Regions from separate parts of the Homo sapiens genome. Here all the other regions are linked to region 6. The links are chromatin contacts, found by Hi-C or POLR2A ChIA-PET in ENCODE. All regions are on one chromosome and are shown on one strand. The core of a region is the stretch at or near the end of the contact, and the rest is flanking DNA. Distances in the headings are between cores, read along the strand shown.

Evidence for each region. Hi-C counts contacts between places; a loop is a spot of excess contacts on that map. ChIA-PET counts read pairs that join two places held with the same protein, here RNA polymerase II (POLR2A). Pooled maps may share reads with other maps.
Region 1: a loop to region 6 is called in a pooled map, with 7 times the contacts of the local background. The contact joins the promoter of FOSL1 here to the promoter of SYVN1 in region 6. A Hi-C loop is called at or near these places in 1 of 168 maps with a recorded cell type or tissue (gastrocnemius medialis) and 7 of 50 pooled maps. POLR2A ChIA-PET finds 5 or more read pairs at or near these places in 2 of 52 experiments (CD4-positive, alpha-beta T cell and common myeloid progenitor, CD34-positive).
Region 2: a pooled map shows a loop between it and region 6 (2.7-fold over the local background). The contact joins the promoter of FERMT3 here to the promoter of SYVN1 in region 6. A Hi-C loop is called at or near these places in 1 of 50 pooled maps. POLR2A ChIA-PET finds 5 or more read pairs at or near these places in 4 of 52 experiments (CD8-positive, alpha-beta memory T cell, PC-9, activated CD4-positive, alpha-beta T cell and 1 more).
Region 3: a pooled map shows a loop between it and region 6 (2.8-fold over the local background). The contact joins the enhancer-like site here to the promoter of SYVN1 in region 6. A Hi-C loop is called at or near these places in 1 of 168 maps with a recorded cell type or tissue (gastrocnemius medialis) and 7 of 50 pooled maps. POLR2A ChIA-PET finds 5 or more read pairs at or near these places in 1 of 52 experiments (GM12878).
Region 4: a pooled map shows a loop between it and region 6 (4-fold over the local background). The contact joins the promoter of KAT5 here to the promoter of SYVN1 in region 6. A Hi-C loop is called at or near these places in 7 of 50 pooled maps. POLR2A ChIA-PET finds 5 or more read pairs at or near these places in 4 of 52 experiments (CD4-positive, alpha-beta memory T cell, GM10248, PC-9 and 1 more).
Region 5: a pooled map shows a loop between it and region 6 (6-fold over the local background). The contact joins the promoter of EFEMP2 here to the promoter of SYVN1 in region 6. A Hi-C loop is called at or near these places in 4 of 50 pooled maps. POLR2A ChIA-PET finds 5 or more read pairs at or near these places in 4 of 52 experiments (MCF 10A, activated B cell, activated CD4-positive, alpha-beta T cell and 1 more).
Region 7: a pooled map shows a loop between it and region 6 (4-fold over the local background). The contact joins the promoter of CCDC88B here to the promoter of SYVN1 in region 6. A Hi-C loop is called at or near these places in 4 of 50 pooled maps. POLR2A ChIA-PET finds 5 or more read pairs at or near these places in 2 of 52 experiments (MCF 10A and Panc1).

Annotation. Positions count from the first base shown.
Region 1 is chr11:65,898,942-65,901,641 of GRCh38, forward strand. FOSL1 (FOS like 1, AP-1 transcription factor subunit) reads right to left here and starts at 1,447. Exons shown (of 4, transcript NM_005438.5): 1 at 1,300-1,447. The coding sequence starts at 1,398. RefSeq lists silencers at 318-545, 511-630, 1,239-1,838.
Region 2 is chr11:64,205,467-64,208,166 of GRCh38, forward strand. It overlaps FERMT3 (FERM domain containing kindlin 3), which reads left to right and starts at 1,255. Exons shown (of 15, transcript NM_031471.6): 1 at 1,255-1,348; 2 at 1,885-2,058. The coding sequence starts at 1,899. RefSeq lists enhancers at 1-426, 264-523, 427-989, 1,424-1,503, 1,824-1,903.
Region 3 is chr11:65,926,992-65,929,691 of GRCh38, forward strand. No RefSeq gene overlaps it. Among named protein-coding and RNA genes, the nearest start is that of DRAP1, 8.9 kb to the left of the region's middle. RefSeq lists a cis regulatory region at 881-1,446 and enhancers at 983-1,412, 1,127-1,421. Within about 2 kb of position 1,265, at least 11 of the 41 ENCODE cell types and tissues checked have a DNase peak (open chromatin) inside an H3K27ac peak, as active enhancers do; they include GM12878, where a contact is called at or near this core.
Region 4 is chr11:65,710,970-65,713,669 of GRCh38, forward strand. KAT5 (lysine acetyltransferase 5) reads left to right here and starts at 1,283. Exons shown (of 13, transcript NM_182710.3): 1 at 1,283-1,476; 2 at 1,797-1,865; 3 at 1,953-2,089; 4 at 2,379-2,534; 5 at 2,624-2,698. The coding sequence starts at 1,299. RefSeq lists enhancers at 839-958, 989-1,298 and silencers at 1,329-1,518, 1,529-1,608.
Region 5 is chr11:65,871,363-65,874,062 of GRCh38, forward strand. EFEMP2 (EGF containing fibulin extracellular matrix protein 2) reads right to left here and starts at 1,438. Exons shown (of 11, transcript NM_016938.5): 1 at 1,321-1,438; 2 at 882-999; 3 at 608-656; 4 at 1. The coding sequence starts at 992. RefSeq lists a silencer at 2,441-2,500.
Region 6 is chr11:65,133,088-65,135,787 of GRCh38, forward strand. It overlaps SYVN1 (synoviolin 1), which reads right to left and starts at 1,432. Exons shown (of 16, transcript NM_172230.3): 1 at 1,369-1,432; 2 at 383-531; 3 at 73-165. The coding sequence starts at 514. RefSeq lists silencers at 35-211, 1,928-2,111 and enhancers at 813-882, 1,171-2,074, 1,433-1,942.
Region 7 is chr11:64,338,820-64,341,519 of GRCh38, forward strand. It overlaps CCDC88B (coiled-coil domain containing 88B), which reads left to right and starts at 1,385. Exons shown (of 27, transcript NM_032251.6): 1 at 1,385-1,507; 2 at 1,788-1,933; 3 at 2,088-2,199; 4 at 2,290-2,359; 5 at 2,451-2,509; 6 at 2,602-2,685. The coding sequence starts at 1,448. It overlaps LOC102723878 (a long non-coding RNA gene), which reads right to left and starts at 1,973. Exons shown (of 4, transcript NR_188518.1): 1 at 1,722-1,973; 2 at 1,081-1,259. RefSeq lists silencers at 1,924-2,003, 2,024-2,073.

The sequences.
Region 1 (2,700 bases), core at 197-2,696, 770 kb after region 6:
CAGAGGGAGACCCTGTCTCAGAAAAAAAAAAAAAAAGAAAAGAAAGAGAAGGAAAGAAAATTAGTGGCATAAAGTTATAGTGGGTTTTTTTTTCAATCGATGAGGTCTTCGATTCCGTGAAATATGGTAAATGATGTAGCAAGCGCCCAGCACAACGTCCCTGTTCCCATTCTATCAGCCAGCTATCTGAGGAGTGGGTTGGGATGGGGCTCAGTGTTCTGGGAGAAGTGGGTTCTAGCTCTGCCGCTGGGCCCTGGGTGTGGGCGCCCAATCGTCCGGGAAGCGCCCACAAGCCCAGGCAAGTCCCGACAGCGGTAGCCCGAGCCCAAGCGCTGCGGGCCCGGCGTCCCAGTGACCCCAGTTCCGGGTCCGAGGCACCGCCGGCGGCATCTCCCACTCCCGGGCCCGGGCCGCTCCAGGCCAGGAAGGGAGGGACGCCCCGGGTGACTCAGCCGCCGTGACTCGGCCGCCGTGACTCGGCGGAACGGACGCCCCTCCTTCCCTCCCCTGTCGACACGTGCTCGCAGCCCCTCGACAGGAAATGGGCACCTGCAGCCTCCCGGGTGCCCCCCGGCGGGCAGCGGGCGCCGTTAGGGGCTGAGAGTGGGGTCGCGAGAGTCGCCCGCAGCCTGACCCCGCGCACGTCCCGGAACCTCGAGGTCTCTATTCGCCGCATTCGGCAAAGGGATCGAGGGCCGGTCTCCGGGGACCTGGCAGGTTCCACTGCCCGGACCCCCCTGGACTCCCCAGGCCGAGAAACGATAGGGACTTGGCGACGGAGGGGCGAAGGACAGACAGACGGACGGACACGCGGAGGGTCGCAGACCGGGCCGGGACTCCCACCCTGGCCCAGCTGCTCTCCCGACGGATCCCGCCTCCCTCCCGTGTGGGGACCCTCACCCCAGCCCAGACTCCAGATCCCAGGAATTCAGCCCGAAGCGGAGAGACCCTCCTAGCCTTCGAGGCGACCACCCTAGGCGCCCACGCCCCTTCTGAAGCAGGGTGGACGCAGAAGTCAGAGGTGGGCAGGAGGAGAGAAAGCGGGCACGGAGACGGAGGGACGGACGCGGACGGCGAGGGAGAAGGGGGCGGCTGGGAGAAGGGGAGTTCGCGGGTCTCTGCTGCCCGCTGCGCGGTGGGGGCAACTGGCCCCGGACGGCGAGGGGCAGGATCCTCGCCCCAGCCCCCAGCCCGGCCCCGACTCCGGTTCCCCGCTCCAGTCCCGGAGCGTGCGGGAGTTGACCCCGGCCTCCCACGCGCGGTCCTCCCGTGGGACCACCGGCGTCGGGCCCCACTCACCTGCTGGGCTGCCTGCGCTGCGGCCGGGGGCTGCGCGGGGCCGCCGTACCCGCCGCCGTTCCCGGAGCTCGGGCCGGGTTCCCCGAAGTCTCGGAACATGCCCGGGGCTGGCGGCTCTGCGGGGTACACGGCTGCTGGGTTCTGACTCACCCGCGCCGTGCGGAGTCTTTTCTTTTTATGAATGAAAAGTTCTCGGGCTGAACCACTGCGACCGCGGGGGGTGGGGGCGTTGCAGCGGCGCGGTCACCTCCAGGCTCCACCCCCGAGACGCGCCGCCTTGGCCCGTCGGTCCCGAACTTGGCGACGCCTCCCCAAGTCCGGCTGCAGCCTTTTCACCGGGATGGGCCCGGCTCGGCGTTCCCCGGAGGCTGCGGGCCCGCCCCCCTGACGTAGCTGCCCATACATGGTGTAACTTCCTCGCCGCGCCCAGGTGGAGCCCCGGGTTCCCCTGCGGACTGACGCACCTGCCAGAGCCCGCGCCCCGCCCCAGCCCTCTCGAGGCCTGGGCTAACCTCCGTTTCTGCTCCCACAAAATAGCACGAAAGAATCACATCTCTAGGAGCCACGCCAACCGCCACCCAAAGCTTCGTGGAGTGAGGTCTTTCCACTGGCCTTGTTTTAAGGCTTCGAGTATATGAAAAGTGAATAAATGACAAACCAGGGTTACAAAAATGGTGGCATATTTTATTTTACTTTATATTTTTGAGACCGGGTCTCTGTCACCCAGGCTGGAGTGCAGTGGCTCGATCTCGGCGCACTGCAGGCTCAACTTCCTGAGCTAAAGGGATTCTCCTGCCTCAGCGCCCCCTCCAAGTAAGTGGGACTACAGGCGCGCGTCACCACACCCAGGTAATTTTTGTGTTTTTTGTAGGGATTGGGTCTCGCCGTATTGCCCAGGCTGGGTGGTATATTTTAAATGTTTGCGATAAGGTAATGCTTTGAACTAACCCCACATAAAATGCAATATAATAGTATTACTCAGGATAATTTCAGGAGCTATAACGAGTTTTAATTCAGGGCCACTACAGGTGTCCTGAGGTCTGATAAACGCCATCTTCATTACGGTCAGTGCCTTTCGGAGGCTTGTGGCCACCAGACTTGTTTGGAGAGTATGTCAAAGGTGAGTGAATGTGAGGCAGGTATCATCCTCATCTCTGTTTTACAGATGGGGAAACTGAGGCTGGGAGATGCTGAAATGAATTGCTTGAAGTCGCTAAGTGAGTAGCTGGCACAGGTTGCCAAGTCACAGCCGTGGGCACTCCAAGCCCAGGCTCAGCCAAGATTTTCAAAGCCCTTACACCTTCACAGACACCTTGTCGCACATCCAGAATGTTAGTGCTGGGCACCATCCCAAAGCTTCTCTCTGATTACTTCCATCATAGATGAGGAAACTGAGGCCCA
Region 2 (2,700 bases), core at 5-2,504, 930 kb before region 6:
CTCCTGACCTCGTGATCCACCCGCCTGGACTTCCCAAAGTGCTGGGGTTAACAGGCGTGAGCCACCGCGCCCGGCCTGGGTGATGGTTTTAATGCACGGCTCTTACCTGAGAACTTAGGGTGCTAAGCTTTAATTACACTTTTCCATGGTTGCAACAAGCTGCGTTTTCTAAAGCTCTCTTCCTGGACTGGGGAGGCCTTTGGGGCAGGAGTAAAACTTCCTCATTTGCTCCAAGAGTGCTGCTTTCTGGGCTAGGAAGGCGCTGAGACTAGCAGCTGGCTGGACTTCCTGCTGTTAGTTTCATCAGCTTTCTTTTCCCCTGGGAATCCCCGGCAGGCCGCCCCCTTCCCCATCTGAGTGGCGATGCTCAGGTAGCCTCCCCCATTGGCAGGACTCTGCCGCCCCCAGGCTTGCCCACCCTGCATGCTCCAACCCCAGTGTGTTCACTGGAAAGGCCGCTGTCCTGCGCAGAGCTGGTGGCGGACGTGCCTTGCTCTACTGAAGTCCACATCCTAGGGCAGGTGATGAGCAGGAGGGTATAGACCACCAGAGACCCCTGAGGTGTCACCTAAGCAGGGACTTGATGGGAGTGAGCCTCGTGGGGACTCGGGGAGGCTCATCCAAGTGGAGCACAGTGGAGGGGTCGTGTTTGGAGCTGGGTGACCTGAGGGCCCGGGAGGTTGTGGATGGTCTGGGCCAAGTACTGTTCACTTGTTCACCTGGCAGGTCTGAGTTCATGAGTTTGAAGGTAGCCCTACGCGGAGCTAGGAAAAACTGCAAAATGGACTTGTTTCCCTCTGGGGCCTTGAGGGATCCTTGGTTGATAGGGATAGCCAGGCTGGAGCCGATTTAACCTGTGAGTCCCAAATAACCTGGATACACTCTGTCGACTCCTGGGCTCTCCCTCCGGCAGCCCAGTGATGTTTCAAAGCCCAAGGTCCCCACCTCATGTGACAGGCTGAGGATGGCAGACACTTCCCACAAAAGTGGACCTAGCCCTGAACACACACAGCCGGGGGACTTGTTGAGTTTGCACTGAGCTTCCCTCCAAATGAGGAAGGGGGCGTTTTTATGGTGTTGAGTCGCTAAGCCCCGCTCTCCCTAGCTTCCTGTGCTCTCTGGGGACAAAGGTGGGGGGGCCCCTGGAACCCTCTGTGGGCTGGCAGTGTGCTTCCTGCACCCAGCGCCAGCCCGCCCTGGGGAGGGGCTGAACCCGCCCTGCTCGTGATAAGGCACAAGCAAGGGCTGCCCTGAAGGAAGCTCCAAAGAGAAAGGAGGGCAGGAAGCCCACGGCCCACAGGGGTGTAGCCCGAGACCCACCTGCAGCCCCCAGCCCTTGCCAGGAAAGGTAAGCTCAGGCCTCACTGGGACCCTGGGCCCTTCTCTTCCTTATCCTCCTGCAGCCTCTGCCCAGCCTGCCTCTCGCCATGCGGCAGCCTGAACTTTCCACCTCCCCGGAGAGGCTTTGGCTGGTTTGTGATGTTGGCATCTGAGCTGTGGGCCAGGATCGGAACTACTTCCTGGCCTGGGTACGAAGCCATGGCCAGAGTGGGCAGCTGCCCCTGAGGGTCTGGGAGTGAGCTGTGGGCTGGCATTGAGCACGGTGGTCCTGAGTGAGCCCCTTCTTACCCGGCCTCAGTCTGCCCGCCTGTAGGATGGGAGCGGATTGGACTACATGGTCTCTGAGGGCCCTCGCGGCTCAAGCGCCAGCGCTGGAGAGAGAGTCTGAGGGTACCACGGGCGTGCTGGCCTGGGTGCTCACTCCCGCCCTCCTTCATGAGCGGCTTTCCTCTGGGTGTGTCCAGGGCATCACAGAGCTCTTCTGCCCAAACCCGGAGGCCTACCAGGGCCTGCCCACCTTGCCTCCTTCCACACTCTCTGTAGCAGCAGCCGCAGCCATGGCGGGGATGAAGACAGCCTCCGGGGACTACATCGACTCGTCATGGGAGCTGCGGGTGTTTGTGGGAGAGGAGGACCCAGAGGCCGAGTCGGTCACCCTGCGGGTCACTGGGGAGTCGCACATCGGCGGGGTGCTCCTGAAGATTGTGGAGCAGATCAGTGAGTGTCCGCTGCCCGCTTGCTGAACTCGGCACCATGGGCGGCCGCCACGGGTGTCTCTGGGCACTTCCGGGCCATCCCTGCTGCTCAGCTCCCGATAATGGTGTCACGGTGACTCAGGCATTAGCTTAATCATTTGGTTCCAAAAAAGACATTTCCCCAACTTCCTCTCCCTCCCACCCTCTTCCCTCCCTCCCTTCTGCTGCAGCTGGTCTGCTAAGGATCAGACGCAGCCACAATCCTCCATTCAGCCACCAATAGGGGCAGAAGGAGTGGTCTTGTCTGGGCCGAGGCTGAAGTCACATTGCTGAGGTCTGAGGGGGTCTAGGTGACCCAGGGGCCTGCCCCCACGCTCCCTCCCCTTGGCGGAAGCTTTGAGCAGGTTGGTGACAGGCCCAGCCTGGGTGGGAAGGCCCTGCCCCCACAGGAAGTTACAGCAGAGCAGCTGTGGTATCAGTCATGGAGGACCACGGGGCTAGTGACACGGGGGCTCCTCATCTTCCTTCCCTGCCGGGGGTGGGGGCTACCCCTTCCTGAGAGAGCAGCAGGAAGACCCCGATAGGCAGAGCCGGAAGACAGGCCCACCACAGTCCCGGCCAAGAGCCTGGGCCTGGGCTGCCAGTGGGTGGGGGGTGGGTGATG
Region 3 (2,700 bases), core at 15-2,514, 790 kb after region 6:
AGTAGAGACAGGGTTTCTTCATGTTGGTCAGGCTGGTTTCAAACTCCTGACTTCAGGTGATCCGCCCGCCTCGGCCCCCCAAAGTGCTGGGATTACAGGCGTGAGCCACCTTGCCCAGCCTATCTCTATTTTCTAATCTGTAAAACGGGGATCATAATAGCACCTCCTTCAGGGACATGTGATGGTTTCATGAGATATGATATGTAAGTCGCTCAGCACAGTGCCTGGCATACAGTAAGCACCCAATAAATGGTGCCTGCTGTTATGGACATTTATGGAAATAAGATCCTGGAAAGCAGATTGGAAGGGCATGTACTAAACAGACAAGGGGATGTCGTGGCTCAAAGCAGCAGGAGTAGGACTGGGATGCAGGGAAGGGGAGAGTCCATTGAAAGGGGAAGCTTTAGGCTGGGTGTGGTGGCTCAAGCCTGTAATCCCAGCACTTTGGGCAGCCAAGGTGGGCGGATCACCTGAGGTTGGGAGTTCCAGACCAGCCTGACCATCATGGAGACACCCCATCTCTACTAAAAATACAAAATTAGCCGGACATGGTGGCGCATGCCTGTAATCCCAGCTACTCGGGAGGCTGAGGCAGGAGAATTGCTTGAACCCGGGAGGCGGAGGTTGCGGTGAGCCAAGATCGTGCCATGGGACTCCAACCTGGGCAACAGGAACGAAACTCCATCTCAAACAAACAAACAAACAAACAAAAAAGAAAAGAAAAGGGAAGCTTTTCAGGGCCCTATGGCTGCATGGAGTGCCCCAAACTAAGGCGCATGTCTGCTTGATTCTATGCACCCTGTGTTGAAAAAACAGAAAAGACATTGTCAGAATGGGCCCAACCTCAGGGGACAGCATCACATAGGGCAGGGTAAAGCATGGCCCTGCAGGATTCATGGGATCATACATTGTCTTCATTCAGTCACTCAAGAAATATTTGCTGAGTACCTACTCTGTGCCGGGCCCTGCTCTGGGCTTGGGGAAGGTGAACTCAGAGAAAACACACAGAGCCTCTGCTCCCTAGCTCAGTCCAGTTGGGGGAAGGGGCAGCAGACTGATGGTAAACAAATAGGTACATTCACGCCTCTCCAGGGGTAGTGGGGAGAGGGGACCCCGAGGAGGCCAGCGTGTTGAAGCCGCAGCAAGCAAGTGGGTGGGCAGGGCCCTGGTTCCTCCAGGGGGGTGCGGCTGCCCTGTTTTTAGCCACAGATGCTCTTCCATTCCAGCCTGGTGCCCAGAGTCGGTTTCACTTTCCTCTTACCCGTTTTCTTAGAGTTTGGTTTCTGTTTTGTGGGTTCCCTGCCCCCCTTCCGCCTTTGTCTGGAGTTGCAGATTAGCCTAGTGGTTCTCAACCCTGGCTACATCTTAGAACCCTGGGGAGCTTTTTTTTCTTTTTTTCTTTTTTTTTTTTTTGAGACAGGGTCTCATTCTGTCTCCCAGACTGGAGTGAAGTGGCGCGATCTTGGCTCACTGCAACCTCTGCCTCCCAGGTTCAAGTGATTCTCCTTTCTGCCTCAGTCTCCCCAGTAGCTGGGGAGGCTACTCGCCACCACGCCTGGCAATTTTTTGTATTTTTAGTAGAGACAAGTTCTCACCATGTTGACCAGGCTGGTCTCAAACTCCTGACCTTAAGTGATCCACCCGCCTCGGCCTCCCAAAGTGCTGGGATTACAGGCCTGAGCCACTGTGCCCGGCCGACCCTGGGGAACTTTAAAATACCCATATCTGGGCCTGTCTTCAGTTAGATCAGAAGCCCTGAAGATGAGCCTTCCCAAACTCTGGTCTCGTCTTCTTAACTCGGTGAGAACAACGGTTGCCCTCCCAGTGCAGTGGTAGGAAAATCACCTATGCAATGTCAGGGCTCCTCCCCTTTATCTTCCGTTTTTCAGGGATCACAGCCCTGAGCTGCCCTTTGTCTAATATCTGAAAACACTTGTTTCCTGTGCTTTGTCCAGTTTCTTAGCTGTTTGTAGAAAAAGGGCAATTTCAGTTCACCTTACTTCCTCAAGGCCAGAACCTAGAGTCCCTCCTCATCCTTTGAACTCCCCAAGTCCTTCACCTGTCCCCTCTCCAAGTTTCTTCCCATGCTCTGGCTGGGATAACTGTGCTTGCAGGTTTCACCTCCACTTCTGGAAAGCGCCCCTCTTGGGGACACAGGGCCTGTCGGATTCACGTCTGTGTCTCCAGGATGTCTCACAGGGCCTGGCACGTGGTAGGTACGTGGTGGGCATGTTTTTGTGCATGGGTCTGCCCTGCCCTTCTTCCTTCAGGCCACCCCAAATCATATCCGTATCCCTAGAGAACTGACGCCCACCCCACTCCAACCAGGTGGCACCTCCAGGACCGCTGGTCAAGATACCCTCCCCACAGCCATTGGTCAGGGGTGGCCGTGAGACTCAAGACAGCACATGTGGCCGGGTGCAATCGCTCACGCCTGTAATCCCAGGACTTTGGAACGCTGAGGCAGGCAGATCACCTGGGATCAGGAGTTCAAGACAAGCCTGGCCAACATGGCAAAACCCCATCTCTACTAAAAATACAAAAATTAGCTGGATGTGGTGGTGGGTGCCTGTAATCCCAGCTACTCAGGAGGCTGAGGCTGCAGAATTGCGAGAACCTGGGCAGTGGAGGTTGTAGTGAGCCGAGATCGCACCACTGCACTCCAGCCTGGGCGATAGAGCAAGACTCCGTTTTTTAAAT
Region 4 (2,700 bases), core at 33-2,532, 580 kb after region 6:
CAGGGTTTCACCGTGTTGGCCAGGATGGTCTCAATCTCCTGACCTCGTGATCCGCCCGCCTCGGCCTCCCAAAGTGCTGGGATTATAGGCGTGAGCCACCGCGCCCAGCCGTTTTGTCCCATTATTTTAGATGCCAAGAACCTGTACACCCTCCACCGGTGACACCTTCACAGTTTTGAGGAGTATTCATGGGGTATTTTGTAAAATGTTTCTCAATTGGGATTTGTCTGATGTTTTTCTCATGATTAGACTGGAGGCAGCTGGGATTACAGGTGTGAGCCACCATGCCCAGTCTCCAAACCCTGTTTACACAAAAATTTTAAAAAACTAGCCAGGCTTGGTGGTGCGCGCCTGTAGTCCCAGCTACTAGAGAGCCTGAGGTGGATCACTTGATCCCGGGAGGGGGAGGCTGCAGTGAGCGGAGATTGTGCCTCGCTGGCTGCACTCCAGCCCGGGCGAGAGAGCCAGACCTTGTCTCAAAAAAAAAAAAAAAAAAAAAAAAAGCCTAATATGGCTGAGGGCGGTGGCTCACGCCTGTAATCCCAGTACTTTGTGAGGCCGAGGCGGGCGGATCACGAGGTCAAGAGCTCTAGACCATCCTGGCCAACATGGTGAAACCCCGCCCGTACTAAAAATACAAAAATTAGTTGGGTACTCGGGAGGCTGAGGCAGGAGAATCGCTTGAACCCGGGAGGCGGGGGTTACAGGGAGCTGAGATCGCGCCACTGCACTCCAGCCTGGCGACAGAGCGAGACTCCGTCTCAAAAATAAATATATACAAATTAAAAAAGCCTAATATACAAAATAAAGCTAGGAATCTTCCCTGAGTCCTCTTGCCTACGGAATGAAGTCCACAGACTTGGGGGAGCGTTCGAACCCTTCTAAGGCCACTTCCTTTCTCCAGCCTCTCGCGCCCAGTTGACTCCCGGCAACACCTCCCGCCGCCACAAGGAGACGCCCGAGGACTTCCCTCCGACAAAGCCAAAAACGGTATTGCCACGTGACCCGCTCCGCATACACGTGACCAGCTTCGCACCCGGTGGGCGTCACGTGACGGACTCAGTAGACCGCCACTGGCTGTGCACGTTATGGGGTTTCCACCTAGGGCTCGGCCTGAGGCTTGTAACACTCCGTTTTCCCCCGAGTCACAGGGGCAGTCTTGCCCCTCGCAGCTGGGTCGCGGTGTCTCTCAAAGGTCCCCCTCTACAGGGGCTTCGTGAGGCCCGGGCCCACAGGGCGCTCGGTCCCGGAAGTGACGTCTCCCAGAGGGGCCGGAAGTGGCAGTGGAGGGAGGGAAGATGGCGGAGGTGGTGAGTCCGGTGCCCGGGGCGGGGCGGAGGGAGCCAGGGGAGGTGGGTAGAGCCCGAGGCCCCCCAGTAGCCGACCCTGGCGTCGCGCTGTCTCCCCAGGGGGAGATAATCGAGGGCTGCCGCCTACCCGTGCTGCGGCGGAACCAGGACAACGAAGATGAGTGGCGTGAGTGACGTTGGGGGGCGGGACTAAGGAACCTGAGGGCGAGGGGCGGGAGTCAACTGAAATCCCGGGATGGGGAGGGGCGTCTGGAATTATGGGGCGGGCGAGGCGCAGATACTTTGATGAAGGGGCGTGGCTCTTAGCTGCTCCGAGAGGTACAGGGCGGGGCCTGGAAAGGGGTGGCACTTGTGACTGAAGGAGGCTTAGGAGAGACCTAAGTGCTGGAGCTTAGGGATCCGGCCTGGGGGTGGAGTTCAGGTCGTGGAAGGGTGGAGTCTCATAGCCTGGCCTGTCTAAGGCCCCTGTCTATGCTATTCTCATAGCCCTGGCCGAGATCCTGAGCGTGAAGGACATCAGTGGCCGGAAGCTTTTCTACGTCCATTACATTGACTGTGAGTTCTGGGCCTGAGGTGGGGCATCAGGGTAGGGTTGGGGGACAGTCTTTGGCATTCTGTCCTGAGCCATCCCCACTGCTACAGTCAACAAACGTCTGGATGAATGGGTGACGCATGAGCGGCTGGACCTAAAGAAGATCCAGTTCCCCAAGAAAGAGGCCAAGACCCCCACTAAGAACGGACTTCCTGGGTCCCGTCCTGGCTCTCCAGAGAGAGAGGTGGTGAGTAGGTCCCCCACTTCACCTTTTCTCTCCTGCCTCCTATTTCTCTTGTCTGTTGGCATTAGGAGCTCCTGGATGGGCAGGAGGCGGCTCCCTCTCACCCTGACTTCATCTTGCAAAGGATGGGGGCCAAATTGCACATGTAGCTCCCAGAGTCCAGTAGCTAGTCCTGTGTCCTTCAGAAGGCGAGGGTGGGGTTTGATAATTTTGAGGTGAGGGACCCCTCTTCCCCTTCCCCATCCCACTGCCATCCCCGCCCCAAAGGAAGACCCTGGACCTATCTCTACAGCCGGCCTCGGCGCAGGCCAGCGGGAAGACCTTGCCAATCCCGGTCCAGATCACACTCCGCTTCAACCTGCCCAAGGAGCGGGAGGCCATTCCCGGTGGCGAGCCTGACCAGCCGCTCTCCTCCAGCTCCTGCCTGCAGCCCAACCACCGCTCAACGGTACCCTCAGCAATTCCAGGGACCTTGCTTTCTTCTCAGGTCCCACCTTCTCTACCTTCTGACCCACCTTTGTTGGTTTCTCTCTGCAGAAACGGAAGGTGGAGGTGGTTTCACCAGCAACTCCAGTGCCCAGCGAGACAGCCCCGGCCTCGGTTTTTCCCCAGGT
Region 5 (2,700 bases), core at 188-2,687, 740 kb after region 6:
TCTGCAGAGAGGGGCCTGCTGGGCACAGCCAGTCTCCTGGGCTGGCCCTGGAGGGAGCGGAGGCAGGAACCCAGCTCGGCCTTCTCTGAGATGTGTGGCCCCAGCAAAGCCTTCCCACTCTGCTCAACAAGCTAAGTCTGCCTGCTCAGGACCCCTCCCCAGGGTTGGCCAAGGCTGGAGATGGGGCAGCTGTTCCCACTGTTGCCCTCATTCTCGGCCTGCAAGTGGGTCTCTATCCCTCCCCACGGCCCTAGCCCTAGCTCAGCCCAAGATGGGGGGCCTCCTTACCCACCCCTGGGGACGCTACCCTCCCAGGTTGTGATGAGACAAAGAGCTGGGACAGGAGAGTGGTTCAGAGAAGGCGTACAGGATCCAGCTCCTCTGAGGGGTAGGGACAAGGTTTCCTGGGTTTCTGGGAGAGGATGAGGCCACCCCTAGCTCAACTGGCCTCCAGAGAGCCAGAGCTGGCCTCTGTGTAGCAGAGCTGGGCATAGAACGGGCTGCTGGGCTCCCACGGCAGTTCTTGGAGGTGGGGCTGTCCCTTGGAAAGCAGCTATCAATCCCTTTCCGGGTTCCTGGGGGTGTTTGGTCCCCCAGGCACACACACCCCGGCAGTGCTGGCTGTCTGGGTCCCACTCATAGCCATCTGTGCATTCCTGGAAGGGAACCAGAAGTGGCCAGTGGTCACCCTAAGATCTCCTCCAACTGGCCAGGCCAAGACTAGGGCCTGAGCCTGGCCACCCTCCGGCCTGCTCCAAACAATGGCCCCCAGCTCTCCACCAGCCAGGGGAGGAAGACTTCCCCGGCAGCAGTCACCCTGGGTCCCGGTCTCTTCCTCCCTACCCTTCCTGTCCCAGGCCAGCGGCCCTCACTGTCCCCACCGTGTAGCTGTCGGGCTCTTCAGAATCCTGAGGAGAAGCTGATCCCAAGAGCAACAGTAGCAGCGCCCAGAGCAGTAGAGACCCGGGTAGGCAGGAGGCGCAGGGGAGCATCCTGGGGCTGCGAGATGGTGGACACGGGTCAGGGGCCTCTGCCCGCGGCACCTCAACTCCCTGTACCGGGAGCCCGAGCCCAGCCCCCGCCACTGCCCGCTCAGGACCGTGCTTGGGCCTCGGGGCCTCCCAGGGCTGGGGGCCGACTCCTCACAGGCCCAGGTCCCAGGCCCGGGTCCCAGGCCCACCCGCCCCGGCCACCCCGCCCCCGCCCCGCGCCCCTGCGGCGAAGGCCGAGGAGCGCGGGCCTCTGTGGGCGCTACGCTGCCGCGGACTCGGCCGAGACTCCGGCCCACGCCCTCCCCCACGGACGGTCACAGCCACTCACTTGGGCCCGCGACACCCCCGCGGCCCGCGGCTCTGGCGGCTCGGCTGGCTCGGGCAATGCCTGCGGGCAGACGGACGGGCGGACGGCACAGCTCCCTGGACGCGCGGCCCCAGGAAGCGCCCCCCGCCCGCCCGCCTGCCGCGGCGCGGCCCACCCCGGCGCCTCCGCCCGCCCTTCGGCGGATTCCTGAGCCAGCGCCAGGGGGAGGGACCCCGACCCCCCGCTTCTCCGCCCCCGGCCAGCCACAGGCCCCTACCCGGTCCCCCGCGGCGCCGCCAGGAGCCGCCTCCCGGCGCCGGACCAGGGTCCCCCAGTGCTCGATCCTGGGGCCCCGACCTTGATGCCAGGCCCCCAGACTCACCCGGGGGCCCCCAGACGCTCACCAAAAATGTCATCCTGCTCACCTAGGTCCTACCTAATCTGCGCCCCCAGAATTTCATCCTGTGCACCCACACCGTAATCCTGGAGCCCCCAGATTCTCATTGTGCGCCTCCCGAGATCGTCCTGGGTACCTAGAGCCCACCTAACCCAGTCCTCCAGACCCTCAATCTGCTCCCTGCAAAATTTTATTCTCTGCCCCAGACCGTCATTGTAAAAGATCCTAAAACTTCATCCAGGGTCCCCAGACCCTCGCCCAGGAACGAGAGGCTCCCAGGAGCAGAACTGTCCTTCTCGCTCCCTCCTGCCCTCCACCCCCAGGACCGTCTTCAGCCGGGTGGTCCTTTCACTACACACGGCCTCCCCCACACCCTCCATCCACAAAGCTACAAGTTTGGGGGCGAGGGCGGCAGTTCCCTTTTGGCACAAAATGAATGGAAGCCCCTGAGAAGGAGGGCAGGGCTGATGTCGGACGTGCGGGATGCCAGAGTCGGGTGCCAAGGCGCCTCCTCGACCTCCTCGCACCAGCGTCCCCCGCCCGGTTTCCGCCTCCGCCCGAAGTGGGGGCGTGTCCTTGGGGCGGAGTATGGGCGGGGCTGGCTCCCAGGAAGGGCGTGGCCTCTGTTTGCCCACGTCTTTGGGCGGGGCCAGGCGGGAAAGCACTGCGTGTCCGGGGATCCCCCGCCTGGGGCCCGCCCTTCCTTTCCCCTTGCCATCCCTGCTTATCCCCGCAGTCGCCCTCCACGTGACCCCGGGGAGGGAGTCTGCCGAGGAGGGGACGTGCTGGTGGGTCCCGCGGCGAGCGCCTGGGGCTCAGGTGAACTGCGCAGTGCCCGCTCCTCGCCACTCTGCCACCACCATCCCTCCCAGCTGCTGGGGCAGAAGGTTAAATAATAGCTCTTTAGGGGCCGGACGCGGTGGCTCAAGCCTGTAATCCCAGCACTTTGAGAGGCCGAGGCAGGTGGATCACCTGAGGTCAGGAGTTCGAGACCAGTCTGGACA
Region 6 (2,700 bases), core at 182-2,681:
AGGGAATAATGTGGATACCAAACATTCTTTCCCAGCACCCTGCCCTCACCTTTGGGGCAGCCGACATCTTACCTCCATCTCTGCTGCCCTCAGTTGCCCAAAGAACACCTTGCCCATCACCTTGCCCAGAAGGAAGACAAGGACAAAGGCCTGGATGTACAGGACCTAGGAGTGGGGAGAGGCTGTGGTTTGAGGTCACTTTCTGCTTTCCTCTCCTTGGGACTCATCATGCAGGATCCTCCACATCCTCATCACAGTTTATTCAAAGTTAGGCAGCTGGCGGCTACTTCCCTACTTACCTGACCTCTAGCCCCGCCCCTTGCCCAGGCAGACTCCTCCTTCCCTCCCAGGGAGTTCCTCCCTCCCTGAGCCCTGAACTCACTGCCATGCTGGGGCTGGACTTGGTCAGGTACACCACAGTGGGGTAGAACTGGTGTTTGAGGTAGTAGGCGTGAGCCACCACAGCCCCGGTCAGCGCCAGGCTGGCCGCCATCATCACTGCCGTGCGGAACATTGCCCTGGCCCGGAGACCTGCATGGGGCAAGAAAATAACTTATGTGATGCTCGTGCTGTGCAAAATAGCCCGGTGCCTGGCACAGCCTCAATTCATAGGAGAAAGTGGGGGGGAAATCACATTTCGCCCTCGAAATCATCAGACAAAGAATAGCTTACGCTACCCCATTTTACAAATTAGACTCGAAGGGGTTAAGTGATCACACTGACGCAAGGCCTGGAACCTGGGTCAGTCTTGCTTCAAATCTAGGGCTCTTTCCACGCTGCCTGCCAAGCCGCCTCCTCTAGGGAGGTGATGAGGAAAAGCTGCAATGTTGGAGGAGGGGGAGCTGCACCGCTGACCCTCCGGTGGAGAAGATGGGGTGGGAGGCAACAGCAGAAATCTGCTCCAGGGGCGGGAATGCGCAGCCAGGGCTGAGAGCAGCCAAGGCACAGAGGATAGCAGGCTGGGCAGGCGACAGCGCCGGTGACAGCTGTGTTAGGGTGGGCAGTTCGGACGCCCGCCCTGCGGGAGCGGGCGGGGAACGTCAGCCTGGAATCCTGGGGTCCCCCGACCCCCGGAGTAGTGTCAACTCAGAGCACCACAAAAACAGCGGGACGGGAGAGAGCAGCAGCGGGACGGGAGGAGCCGGGTCGCCCTCGCGGCCGCGCACCTGTGAGCACCAGGAGTTGCGGGCGTCGCAGGCAGGGCCCAGGCTTGAGCAAAGCGGCCGCACCGGCGTCTGAGGTCTCCGGCCAGCTGACAGGCCGAAAGCGTGCGGCGGGGCTGAGGGGCGTGCCGACTCCGGAGACCTCAAGGGGAAGGTTCGGGTCCCGACCCCAACCACAACTCGGGCCAGACTTCGCCCCACTCACCAGGAACCCAGCGCCGCGAGCCCGCTCAATCCGCGCGACTGCGGCTGCCCCTCCGGTTAACAACACTCCCCACCCCCTGCGAACCGGAACTTCGGGGGTCAGACACCTCACTTCCGGCGGCGCGGGGCGCGGCGTGGGTCGTACCAAGTGCGTCCTGCCCTGGCTCGCACTGCGCCCTACGTGGGCCCATAGCAATGGTGTCACCACCGTATCTGGGGTGATGTCTACGGGGAAGGGCTGGGCAAGAGGTCCGAGAGGTGGTCGGAAGGTAATAAGGCAACAGGGGGGAGTCGGAGGTCCCCCTATTATTTATTAGTCACAGATGGTATGGCTCCTGCGCTGAGTGGCCTCCTCGGACTGGGGGACTCGGCCCCGCGAGCAGCTGGGAAGGGGAGCCGCTTGCGGGCTGTACCACCTGGAGCGGGGAGTAGGCCAGGGACAGACTATACAAGCCTGAGGGGAATGAAATGTTTTCTTAAACATTTAGGGAGAGTCACAACAGTTTGACAAATACGGTGCTCTCTGAGAGAACTGGATGCGGAAAACAAAAATTTGTCTTCTCCATGATCACCCCCACAAGTTGTGTGGGAGTGAGTTGGGTCCCGTGGCTGCCACTGATTGGTTGCGATAAGTTACGCGGCCCAATAAGAAAAAGAATGTACCTTTGCTGGCCTATAGAAAGGGGAAAGCAGGTGAGTGGTTGTTAGGGGCGGACAGCTGCGTTGCCTAGGCCCTGGTCCCGCTCCAGTTGGCTGAGAGTAGGGAAAGCTCAGTCCTTGGGCGAGTGATCCCTGGCTGGCCTCCGGGAACGTTTGCCGCGCCAGGACAGGGAGGGACAACCAGGTGTACCCGAGACTGGGAGATTAATTCCTGCTAATCTTGGGACGGAAGTGTTCTGTTTGTTCAAAGGAATTGACTTCAGCGTCGCAGGCCTGCCCGCATCTCAGTGTCTGATTTTGCTGCCCATGTGTTGTTCAGCTCTGAGCCATAAGCAAGACCCCCACTGGTCCTGGGCTGCACTGTATTTTAGTTCGTGTCTGGGTCGCAGCCAACTAAGCCTGCTGATTAACAAAATGGAGCTAATGCATCCACTTTGTGCCTTGCGTTTTCCTCCGTCATCTCATTTAATCATCAATCACTAAGGTTTATGAGCTAGGGGGTGCTACCCCCTCCCCCGAAACGTGGGGCAATTGAAATTCAAAGGCTTACCAAAACCTGTCCTAGGATTGGCGCCAGGTCTGTCTGCCTCTAAATCTCTGTGCTGTTGGTCTCAGCCATCTTCCCTGCCACCTGTTGACTTGACAGTTTCAGCTTATAACCAGTCAGAGTTGG
Region 7 (2,700 bases), core at 135-2,634, 790 kb before region 6:
TACACTCCAGCCTAGGCGACAGACACAGCGAGACTCCGTCTCACCAAAAAAAAAAAAAAAAAAAAAAAGGGAGTGTCACTGACAAGCCTGGTTCCCTTCCCCTGGGGTTTCCCACCATTTGAGTCCCAGGGCTAAAAAGGGTTCTGCTTGCCTCTAGGATTTCTTCCAAGCTGCTGACACTCTTCTGAAGGATTTGATGCTGGTGCTTTTCAGGTGTGGGTCCTGACAGTGATGTTGGGACGGCAGCTAGCCAGACAGCAACTGTACCATGTAAACTCACTTCAGAGGTGTAGAATGGGGGCTGCGTGAGGCAGCTCATGCCGTCATCTCAGCCCTTCAGGAGGCCAAGGCGGGAGGATCACTTGAGCCCAGGAGTTCGAGACCAGCCCGGGCAACACAGCAAGACTCTGTCTGTACAAAAAACAAGCAAAATAATTAGCCAGGTGTGGTGGCACACACCCGTAGTCCCAGTTACTCAGAAGGCTGAAGTAGGAGAATTGCTTAAGCCCAGGAGGTTGAAGTTGCAGCGAGTTGTGATCTTGCAACTGCACTCCAGACTAGGTCACAGATTCAGACTCTGTCTCTTAAAAACAAAACAAAACAAAAAGTGAAACGTGAACATTAAGCATCTTGGAATAGATAAAACATGCATAATTTCCAATCTTTTTGCTGACCATGCTTCCAGCTGCCTCAGAGCAGTTGCACATTCTGTTCCTGCTGCCTGGAATACCCTCCCTTCCTTTCCACTTTGCCCTGTTAACCCAGCCATCCCTGATCTCATGCGTACTCCAGGATGCCTTCCCTGATCATCCTGCCGAGGTCAAATCCCCTCCCCTTCATAGCACCTAGTATGGCTACAACAGTCTCGAGTGTATAGAGGATGGGGTGGGGTGAGGTCACAGGAATGATGCTCCCTTCTATCTGGGGTTCAAGGGAGGCTTCTTGGAGGAGCATCTGAACCAGGCTTCCCAGGGGATGTGGTTTGGGTAACTTTGAGAAATACTGAAGGGAAAAGAAAGAACGCTGTAGTGAGTGAAGCCTGGCATTTGGGAAGATGGGTGTGTGGGTGACCAAACTCACCACGCAAGGCCCAGAGCCCTTTTGAGGCCCTCGAAGGTCCCAGGCTGGGGTCATCCTCTCCAGTTTCAGTTTGAGAAAACAAGGCCCAGAGAGGTGAAGGGCTGTTCGGTCATTGCCCATGGAGCCAGGGGAGCTGTGGGCCTTCCGCCGCCAACCTCTGGGCTAGCCCTGCAGAGATGCTAGGAGGATGCAGGGAGGTGAGGTGGGGGCTGAGGTAGGACTCAGACTGCCCAGGCCCGCCTGCACCCGGAAGGAGGAAGCTGCACAGGGTGTCTGTGGCTGGCCCCGGGATCCCCCACTCGGGGACTTCCTCTTCCTCTCAGGGCAGGTGCAGCTGCCACAGTGAGACGGGCACCCCGACCCGGGCATGGAGGGGGGCAAGGGGCCCAGGCTCAGAGACTTCCTGAGTGGGAGTCTGGCTACCTGGGTGAGGGGGCAGGTGGCAGCGGGTTGGGGAGGGGAAGTGAGCCCCAGCCAGGGGCTGGTGTTGGCGCTGGCCGGGGGAGGGTGAGGCAGAACCAGGCCGGAGGGGAGGGCTGGGTTCAAATGTGGGGGATGGAGATATGGTGTGGGGGGCTGTGGTGAGGGAAGAGGGGACAGAGGCACTCAGAGGACGGGTGAGAAGGGGTGCTTGGGCTCACTGGGGCAGGTCGGAGGGGCTCAGGGTTCACTCTGCTGGTCGGCTGACCCCTCTGGGCTCCTCACAGGCGCTGGGACTGGCCGGGCTGGTCGGGGAGGCGGAGGACTCGGAGGGGGAAGAAGAGGAAGAGGAGGAAGAGCCGCCCCTTTGGTTGGAGAAGAGATTCCTGCGCCTCAGCGATGGGGCCCTGCTCCTCCGGGTGCTGGGCATCATGTAAGGGGCATCGGGCCGGGGCGGTGGCGGGGAAGGATCTGAGAGGAGGGGAAGCGGGTGGGCGGAGCCTGATGCTCAGTGGGCGGGGCCTGAGGGACGGTGGGCGAGGCCTGTTGACGGGAGGCGGGTCCTCGAGCCCACCTCCGGCTCATAGTGCCCCCAGCTCCCGAGGGGGACCTCGGATGCTCAGAGGCCTTGACGGACCTGCTGCCTGGCGAGTGTGGAACCTGAACCACCTGTGGGGCCGACTGAGGGACTTCTACCAGGTAAGGGGTCTCGAGGGAAAGGCGGAGACAGGAGGGGAAGAGGAGCCCCTTCGGGAAGGCGCCTCATATAGTCTGCCTCTCTGCCTCCAGGAGGAGCTGCAGCTGCTGATCCTGTCGCCACCCCCAGACCTCCAGACATTGGGATTTGACCCTCTCTCAGGTGCTCTCCCCACCCACACCCTCCTGCCTCTGCCCCCGCACTACTCTACCTTCCCCGCCCCAGTTAACCCCTTGTGGCATGTGCCTTGCAGAAGAAGCGGTGGAGCAGCTGGAAGGCGTTCTTCGGCTACTGTTGGGAGCGTCAGTACAGGTGAGCCGGCGGTGGGAAGGAAAGGTTAGGGTCGAGCTTTGGCGGTAGAGGAGGGAGATCCTGCACCAGCTCCCCTTCCTGTCTCCCCTCAGTGTGAGCACCGGGAACTCTTCATCCGCCACATCCAGGGCCTCAGTCTCGAGGTCCAGAGCGAGCTGGCCGCTGCCATCCAGGAGGTACTGAGACGGTTC